2 separate regions of the Homo sapiens genome follow, and region 1 is linked to region 2. A link is a contact called in ENCODE Hi-C or POLR2A ChIA-PET data. All regions are on one chromosome and are shown on one strand. The core of a region is the stretch at or near the end of the contact, and the rest is flanking DNA. Distances in the headings are between cores, read along the strand shown. Region 1 overlaps MAP4K3-DT (MAP4K3 divergent transcript). Region 2 holds the start of SLC8A1-AS1 (SLC8A1 antisense RNA 1).

Region 1 (3,824 bases), core at 534-3,033, 400 kb before region 2:
GATTTGGTTTTTATCTCTTCTGAAAATAGAGACAGATGTACTGGAAGTTCCCTTATCTCTGCCTCTCAGAACTGGGGCCTCTTTTCTGAGTTTTACTTGTCTTCTAGACACCCAAAGCAGCCACTAGTTAGGTTTATTCTTCTTAATTCTCATTTTCTCTCCATATGTTTTCTTCTCTGAGCCCATAAACACATCACCACTCTTCTTTACAAAGGCAGGGCCCCTTACATGATTTAGAACATTCTACATACTGACAGAGCCCTCCAGGTGGCTCAGCTAACTCACCACAGCTTTTATGTCTTTCCAGGTTAGGGAAGGCATTAGGGCCAGAGGTCAGCATGCCCTTCCTGCCAACAGACAGCCTTGCTCCACCCCACTGAGTGTTCTGTTTGGAGTGAAGGCCAAAGGTCTCTGGACTAAAAAAAAATGCCTTTAATTCAAGCCCAAGTTATAAAAGAAAGAATTCCAGCTTCTGCTGTCAGGCCTGCGAGGCTGGCCAAGCTGGAGCATCCTTGACCTTTCTTTTTTCCTTCAGCCGTCCAATGAATTTGTGTCCAATTCGTCCTCCAACCCTCCACAGACAGTTGCATTCTATGATGCCTCTGGTGATTTGGAAGGCGGCCGAGCTAGGCACAAAAATAGGAGCGCCTGAGGCGAGAGATTCTTCCAAGGTTCTTGGTTGTCAGAAAGATGAACATCACCACATGGTTCTAAAAGAAGAGATGAAAGGGATTAACATTGTAAGCAGTTGTGAGATTAGACTCTCCAAGTCACTAGGCTCCAGATGAAGCAGGAGGCATAGCAGAGAAAATCCTGTGCTGGTATCGGTAAAATTATGAGCAAGGTTTTAGAGGATTCATCAGAGGAAGGCTAAGTTGAATGGGCACTAATGAGCTGATGACTCAAATCTAGGAAGGAATAAGATCATAACAACCAAAGCTCTGCATGAAGGTGGGTGCTGTATAATTGTCACATCTACTAGAGACAGGCACTGGTCCCCAAGATGAGACTGGCTGGCCCCTTACCCAGTGAACAAGTTATCAAATACTTAACTAAAATAAGAACTGTGAATATGCCCAGAAGGATTCTTTGCGCATGCACTTAAATATGTTACTCTCCCTATCTTTTATTAAGGCCCTTGTTTGGAGAAGGGACTGAACTAGATGTGCGCATGTCTTAAAAATGCTTACGAATCTTGAGCCTGGTATAACGTAAACACTCAGAAAACACTTTATTGTTTACAGTATAGTAGGACTCATCCCGTCGTGGGGAGCTATGGCAGTGGCCTTGAAAAGAGTGGGTATTAGTACACAAATGTTCAGAATGTCCCACAGTACTACATAGTGCCCAGTTCATGGATGAGCTGCCACTCTGCTGGGACAGGCTTCATCTGTTTATTTCAAATGTATAAATGTTGGGTGTTCTCTTGGTCTTAAAAGGGGTTAGATGTAGCACAGGGCATTTATATTGTCATGAAATCAGTCTGAGAGTGTTGGATGGGGGCATTAATATATGAAATCAGGGAAATAGCTTTTCCCTCATCCTCTTCATCTCCAAGAATATCTTTCTGAGATATTCTCTATTGTTCTGCCCAGTGCAGTTAGGTCTTACTTAGTTTGCCTTGTAAGGTCATTTCAGATTTTAATCGCTCTCCCCATAGGAAGTTTTTCCTGCTGTTCTGCCTGAGTTGCCTTCTGCTTAGTTTTAGTCCATTATGTCTGTAAAGAGAGGGAGGGTTTTATGGGGCAAAAGGCCCAATCATCGTGGGAAGAATGAATCATTCCAAGAACAGTGAGATGGGCTGGAAAGAGAAGGCAGCGAAGGGGCAGGAAGTTGTGGGTGGAATGGGTTACTGAGAACAGCACCAAAACAGTCTGTCTTCTCTCTCCATTACTCCCACTAGGGGGTGCCCAGCATCCCAGAATAATCACTATTGTTAGGAAGTTGAAGTTTGATGTGTCATCTCCTAATAGAAGGGCACTGGTTTCTCCCTGAGGGTTTTCTATATCTCTGCCCTGAGTTGAGAAGAGATCTCTGTGTGTGTATGTGTATGTGTATTGTGTGTGCATATTTGTTTGTGTGTATGTGCTTGTGTATGTGTGGGTTAGAATCAGTAAGTGCACAAATGCCTCTTAAGCATTCATTTAGAGATTCTCAATTCATGGAAATCCTTAGGGATACACTGAGTTTTCCAGGACCCAGCTGACTTGATCTTGAAGTCAGTGGCTGGAGTAGTTGTGGGCCAGAAACATCCTCCTCAGCCCAGGAGAAGTGGCAGCTGATGTATTTTAATTACTGGGAGTCAAGAAGTTGTAGGGATAAGAAATGAGTTCAGCTGAGCGATCAGCTGGAGGTCAGGGATGGAGGAAAGACCCAGGGTGTGTGAGATTCTGAAGTAGAGTGGTGAACAGGTGTGGGATGGATGTCAGGGAGAGGTGAGGGTATCTGGAGGGTTTCCAAACAGCCAGGCCTTCAGGATGGCCACAGCAAAACTTCCAGTTCTGAATGGTTTTGTGGAAAGAACATGGCACCTGGATCTTGGAAGACATGAACTGAAATTTCAGTTCAAGCATTCTATAGCCATGAGACCTGGGGGAATTGGGGCAAGTTATTTCACATCTTTGATCTTCAATTCTCTCATCTTCAAAAGGAGACTAATGATACTAGGGTTAAGTGAGAATTTAAAAAATAATGCATATAATGCACTACATAAATAGAATCTTCTTCCTTTCCCTTTCTCCTACTTGGAAATGGCTGAGAGCAAAGATGCAGTTCTTGCATCCCATGACCACAGAGTTCTAGGACTGCAGCCCTGGGCAAGAGGTTCCACCTTGGCTGCTGGAGTTTTCTGCAACGAAGAACTTCAGTGAGTGTTCAGGGCATGCCTGCAGAACCCTGGTCCTTCTGTTTGGACCAGTGCTCCAAATCTGTAGGCCTTTGGGCCGTAATTTAGAAGCTATTTCTAAATTTTTGAAGGTCTTCTGTCTAGTCCTGAGGCCTTTAGTCTCAGAGAATTAAATTGTCTTACCCAGGGTCGGTCATACAGACTGCCAAAGCCTGGCCTGGCATCCAGGTGCAATGTTCATCTGTGTTACCAGTTCCTCCATGCTAACCTGACAATGACTCACAATTCCTTATAGCACAGTGTTCCAAAGTCTGAGCCACAGACCACCTGTACTAGTAGCAGCCGGTGGGCTTGATAAAAATGCAGATTCCTGGCTCCCTGACAGTCCCGTGCTATCAGATTCTGTAAAGTTTAAAAGTAATGATTTATAAATTTCCCAGACCCGGGTTATACTTTTATATGGAAACATAATGCCTGAATCTGACAGAGCGCTTTTTCATGGAGGAAAGTTGGGACTCTTGGGCAGACTTCCTGTTGCTTTCGTACTCTACAGGTGTTCCTGACCCTGGTATGTATACAGCCATCTCCGCCCTACCTACTTACTTCCTTCCCCCAGAACTTCCTAAAGTGGTTAGGAACAATTGTTGTGAAGGTCACAGCAGACCATTTCTGTGAATGCGAGATGTGTTGGTGCAATTTGAAAAGGTCAATTTGATTGACGCCTGAGCCACAGTGATAACCCAAGGCAGCAGCCCTGTCACTGCTAGCTCCCAACAGTGGTGGCATCTGCAGCCTCGAGCAAAGAGATTGTTTAAACTGATGGAGGGGAAGCTTTAGTTCTTATTTCTGGGAGATTGAGTGGCACCAGGAGAAAGGCTGATCACTAGTTGCAACTTCCTCTGTATTTACAATAGCGTTTGCTGCTAGTTTAGCTGTGTTTAGACTAAAGGTGGGGGCAAAAATTACCCTTCCTCTAAAG
Region 2 (3,957 bases), core at 141-2,640:
AGCTATTCTCTTGCCTCAGCCTCCTGAGTAGGTGGGATTACAGATGCATGCCACCATGCCTGGCTAATTTTTTTTTGAATTTTTAGTAGAGATGGTTTCGGCATGTTGGCCAGGCTGGTCTTGAACTCCTGAACTCAGGTGATCCTCCTGCCTTGGCCTCCCAAAGTACTGGGATTACAGGCATGAGCCACTGCACCTGGTCCCACTATGTTTTCTTCTAATAGATTTATAGTTTTGGGTTTTACATTTACCTTTAATCCATCTTCACTTGATTTTTACATATGGTGAGATAGGGATCGGGTTTCATTCTTCTGCATGTTGATATTCAGTTTTCCCAGCAGTATTTATTGAAGAGAGTGTCCTTTTCCCAATATGTTCTTGGCACCTTTATAAAAAAAAATCAGTTTGTTGTAACTATGTGAATTTATGTATGGGGCCTCTGTTTCTTTCCACTGGCCTATGTGTCTGTTTTTATACTAGTACCATGCAATTTTGGTTACTAGAGTCTTGTAACATATTTTGAAGTCAGGTGGTGTGATGCCTCCAGCTTTGTTCTTTCTACTCAGGATTGCTTTGGCTATTCTGGCTCTTTTCAGCTTCCATATAAATTTTTGGATTGTTTTTTCTATTTCTGTGAAAAATGACATTAGTATTTTGATAGGGATTGCATTGGATCTGTAGATTGCTTTTGGTAGTATGGTTATTTTAACAATATTCTTCTGACGCATGAGCATGGGATGTCTTTCCATTTATTTGTGTTCAACTTTTTTCATCAGTGTTTTGTACTTTTCCTTATAGAAGTCTTTCACCTTTTTGGTTAAATCGATTCGTAGGTATTATATTTTACTTCTATAGCTGTTGTAAATGGGATTGTTTTCTTGATTGCTTCATCAGCTAGGTCACTAATCATGTATAGAAATGCTATGATTTTTGCATGTTGATTTTGTTTCTTGCAACTTCACTGAATGTATATATCAAATTGAGGGTTTTTAATGGAGTTTTTAGTTTTTTCTAGATATAAGATTAAGTTATTTGCAAAGAGAGCAACTTGACTTCCTCTGTTCCAATTTGAATGCCTTTTATTTCTCTTACCTGATTGGTCTGGCTAGGACTTCTAATATTATGTGATATGGTTTGGCTGTATGTTCCCACCCAAATCTCACCTGGAATTGTAATCTCCATAATCCCTACATGTCAAGCGCAGGACCAGGTAGAGGTAATGGGATCTTGGGGGCAGCTTCCTCCATGCTATTCTCATGATAGTGAGTTCTCATGAGATCTGATGGTTTCATAAGCATCTGGCATTTCCCCTGCTTGTGCTCACTCTGACCTTCCTCCCTACAAAGTTGTGTGCTTCTCCTTTTCCTTATGCCATGATTGTTAAGTTTCCTGAGGCCTCCCCAGCAATGCAGAACTGTGAGTCAATTAAACCTCTTTTCTTTATAAATTACCCAGTCTCAGGCAGTTCTTTATAGCAGTGTGAGAATGCACTAATACATTAAGTAAAATTCTAGTGGTGAAAGTGAAACTCTTTCCCCTAGGAACTCTTTCTAGTTCTTAGGGGAAAGAATGTCAGCTTTTCCCCACTCAATATCATGTTTACTGTGGGTTTGTCATATACAGCCTTTGTTATGTTGAGGTAAGTTCTCTTCTGTGCCTACTTTGTTGAGAGGTTTTATCATGAGGAAATGCTGAATTTTATCAGATGCTTTTTAAAAATCTATTGAGAAGAGCATATGGTTTTTGTCCTTCATTCTGTTGATGTGATGTATCACATTTATTGATTTGTGCGTGTTGAACCATCTTTGCATCCCTGGGATAAATCTTACCTGATTGTGGTGTTTCATCTTTTTGATGTGCTGTTGGATTTGGTTTGCTAGTATTTTTTTGAGGAATTTTGTATCTATGCTTATCAGGGATATTGGTCTGTAGTTTTCTTTGTTGTTGTTGTGTCTTTGTCTGGTTTTGGTATCAGGATAATGCTGGCCTTGTAGAATGAGTTGGGAAGAATTCCCTCCTTCTCAATTTAAGATAGTTTGAGAAGAATTGGTGTTGTTTGCAAGTTGGGTAGAATTTGGCAGTGAAGCCATCTAGTCCTGGGCTTTTCTGTGTTGGGAGACTTTGCTACTGATTCAAACTCTTTGCTCCTTACTCTGTATAGGTATTCTATTCCTGATTCAATCTTGGTAGGTTGTATGTGTCCAAAAATTTGTTCATTTCCTCTAGGTTTTCCACCTTTGTTGGCATATAGTTGTTTATAATTGTCTCTGATCTTTGTTGTTTCTGTAGTACCAATTGTAATGTTTCCTTTTTCATTTCTGATTGTTTGGGTTTTCTCTAGTTTTTTCCTTGGTTGGTCTAGCTATTGATTTTGTTTATCTTGTCAAAAAACCAACTTTTCATTTTATTGATTTTTTTATATTGTTTTTGGTCTCTTTTGTTTAGTTCTGTTCTAATTTTAAAATTTATTTCCTTCTACTTGTGTGTTTGGTTTTTCTTTCTCTTTTAGTTCCTTGAAGTGCATTGTTAGATGGCATATTTGAAATCTTTCTACTTTTTTGATGTAGGCATTTAGTGCTGTGTACTTCCATCTATATCCCATAGGTCTTGGTATACTGTATTTCAAGATATTTTTTGATTTGCTCAATTTCTTCATTGATCCAGTGGTCATACTGGAGCATGTTGTTTAATTTTCATGTATTTGCAGTTTCCAAAGTTTCTCTTGTTATTGCTTTTAGCTTTATTCCATTGTGGTCTGAAAAGATACTTGATGTGACTTCCATTTTTAAAAATTTGTTGAGGCTTGTTTTGTGGCCTAACATATGGTCTATCCTGGAGAATGTTCCATGTGTTGGTAAGAAGAATGTGTATTCTGCAGCTGTTGGATGAAATGTTCTATAAATGTCTGTTAGGTCATTGAATTATTCATTTCCAGAATTTCTGTTTGATTATTTTTTATGATATCTCTTTGGTAAATTTCTCATTCATATCCTAAACTGTTTTTCTGATTTCTTTGTATTATTTACCTGTGTTCTCTTGTATCTCATTGAGCTTCTTTAATTATCTTGAATTATTTTTCCAGGATTTTTGTAAGTTTTTTTCATTGTAATCTGTTGCTAGATAATTATTGTATTTCTTTGGAGGTGTCATATTTTCTTATGATTTTTGTGTCCTCACATTGATATCTGGTGCATCTGGAGTAACAGCGGCTTCTTCTAATTTTTTGGATTTGCTTTCTTGGGAGGACTTCTCCTGAAGATGTATCTATGGTGTTGGTTGGTTAGGGCACTTTGGCTTTGATTCTGGGTGCATGCAATGGTCTAGTCTCTGTATAATTTCTTTGCTTGTAAACAGTGTCAGTGGTGTCTGATTTCCTTAGTGGTTTAGGGTGCAGTCATTAGTAGAGGCTGTGGTGAAGATTTGCTGGGGATGAAGACACCAGCTGTGTCAGTCCTCATCTGCAGTGATGACAGTAGTAGGTGGAACATGCCTGTCCTTGGGCAACAGGGCAGTGCACGTGCCAGCACCAAGTGGTTCCAGGTAGGCTGATTCTTGGGCCTCCAGATGGCTTACTCAGGTGAAGACAGCAGCAGCAGCAGCAAGGGGCCAGGCAGGCTGGTGGGCCCTTGGGACCCTGGACAGCAGGCATGGTATGAGTGATGGCAGTAGTAGTGGCAGGAAAACCCTCTGCCTCCCCAGCTGTCTGTACTGGTGTTGGTGGGGGCTGTGATGTGCTGGGTGGGCCAGTCCCCAGGCCCACAGGTGGTGCATACAGGTGGGTTCCAGCTGTGATGATAGCCGCAGGCTGGGTGGGTCTATCCTTAGGCCCTTGTTAAGAGTACTCAGGTGCCAACAGTAGTGGATGGGGTGGGGCAATCCCCAGTCCACTGAACAGCATGCTTGAGCACTAGGGGGCATGGAGCCAGGCTGGATGGGTCTGTCTTTGGGGCTCCCAGT

What was found. Hi-C counts contacts between places; a loop is a spot of excess contacts on that map. ChIA-PET counts read pairs that join two places held with the same protein, here RNA polymerase II (POLR2A). Pooled maps may share reads with other maps.
Region 1: a loop to region 2 is called in a pooled map, with 2.3 times the contacts of the local background. The contact joins the enhancer-like site here to the promoter of SLC8A1-AS1 in region 2. A Hi-C loop is called at or near these places in 1 of 168 maps with a recorded cell type or tissue (A673) and 10 of 50 pooled maps. POLR2A ChIA-PET finds 5 or more read pairs at or near these places in 1 of 52 experiments (OCI-LY7).

What each region holds. Positions count from the first base shown.
Region 1 is chr2:39,511,933-39,515,756 of GRCh38, forward strand. The region is part of intron 3 of MAP4K3-DT (MAP4K3 divergent transcript); the gene reads left to right. Among named protein-coding and RNA genes, the nearest start is that of MAP4K3-DT, 76 kb to the left of the region's middle. RefSeq lists enhancers at 176-470, 3,703-3,824 and a silencer at 3,394-3,614. Within about 2 kb of position 1,784, at least 22 of the 41 ENCODE cell types and tissues checked have a DNase peak (open chromatin) inside an H3K27ac peak, as active enhancers do; they include A673, where a contact is called at or near this core.
Region 2 is chr2:39,916,244-39,920,200 of GRCh38, forward strand. SLC8A1-AS1 (SLC8A1 antisense RNA 1) reads left to right here and starts at 1,391. Exons shown (of 5, transcript NR_038441.1): 1 at 1,391-1,416.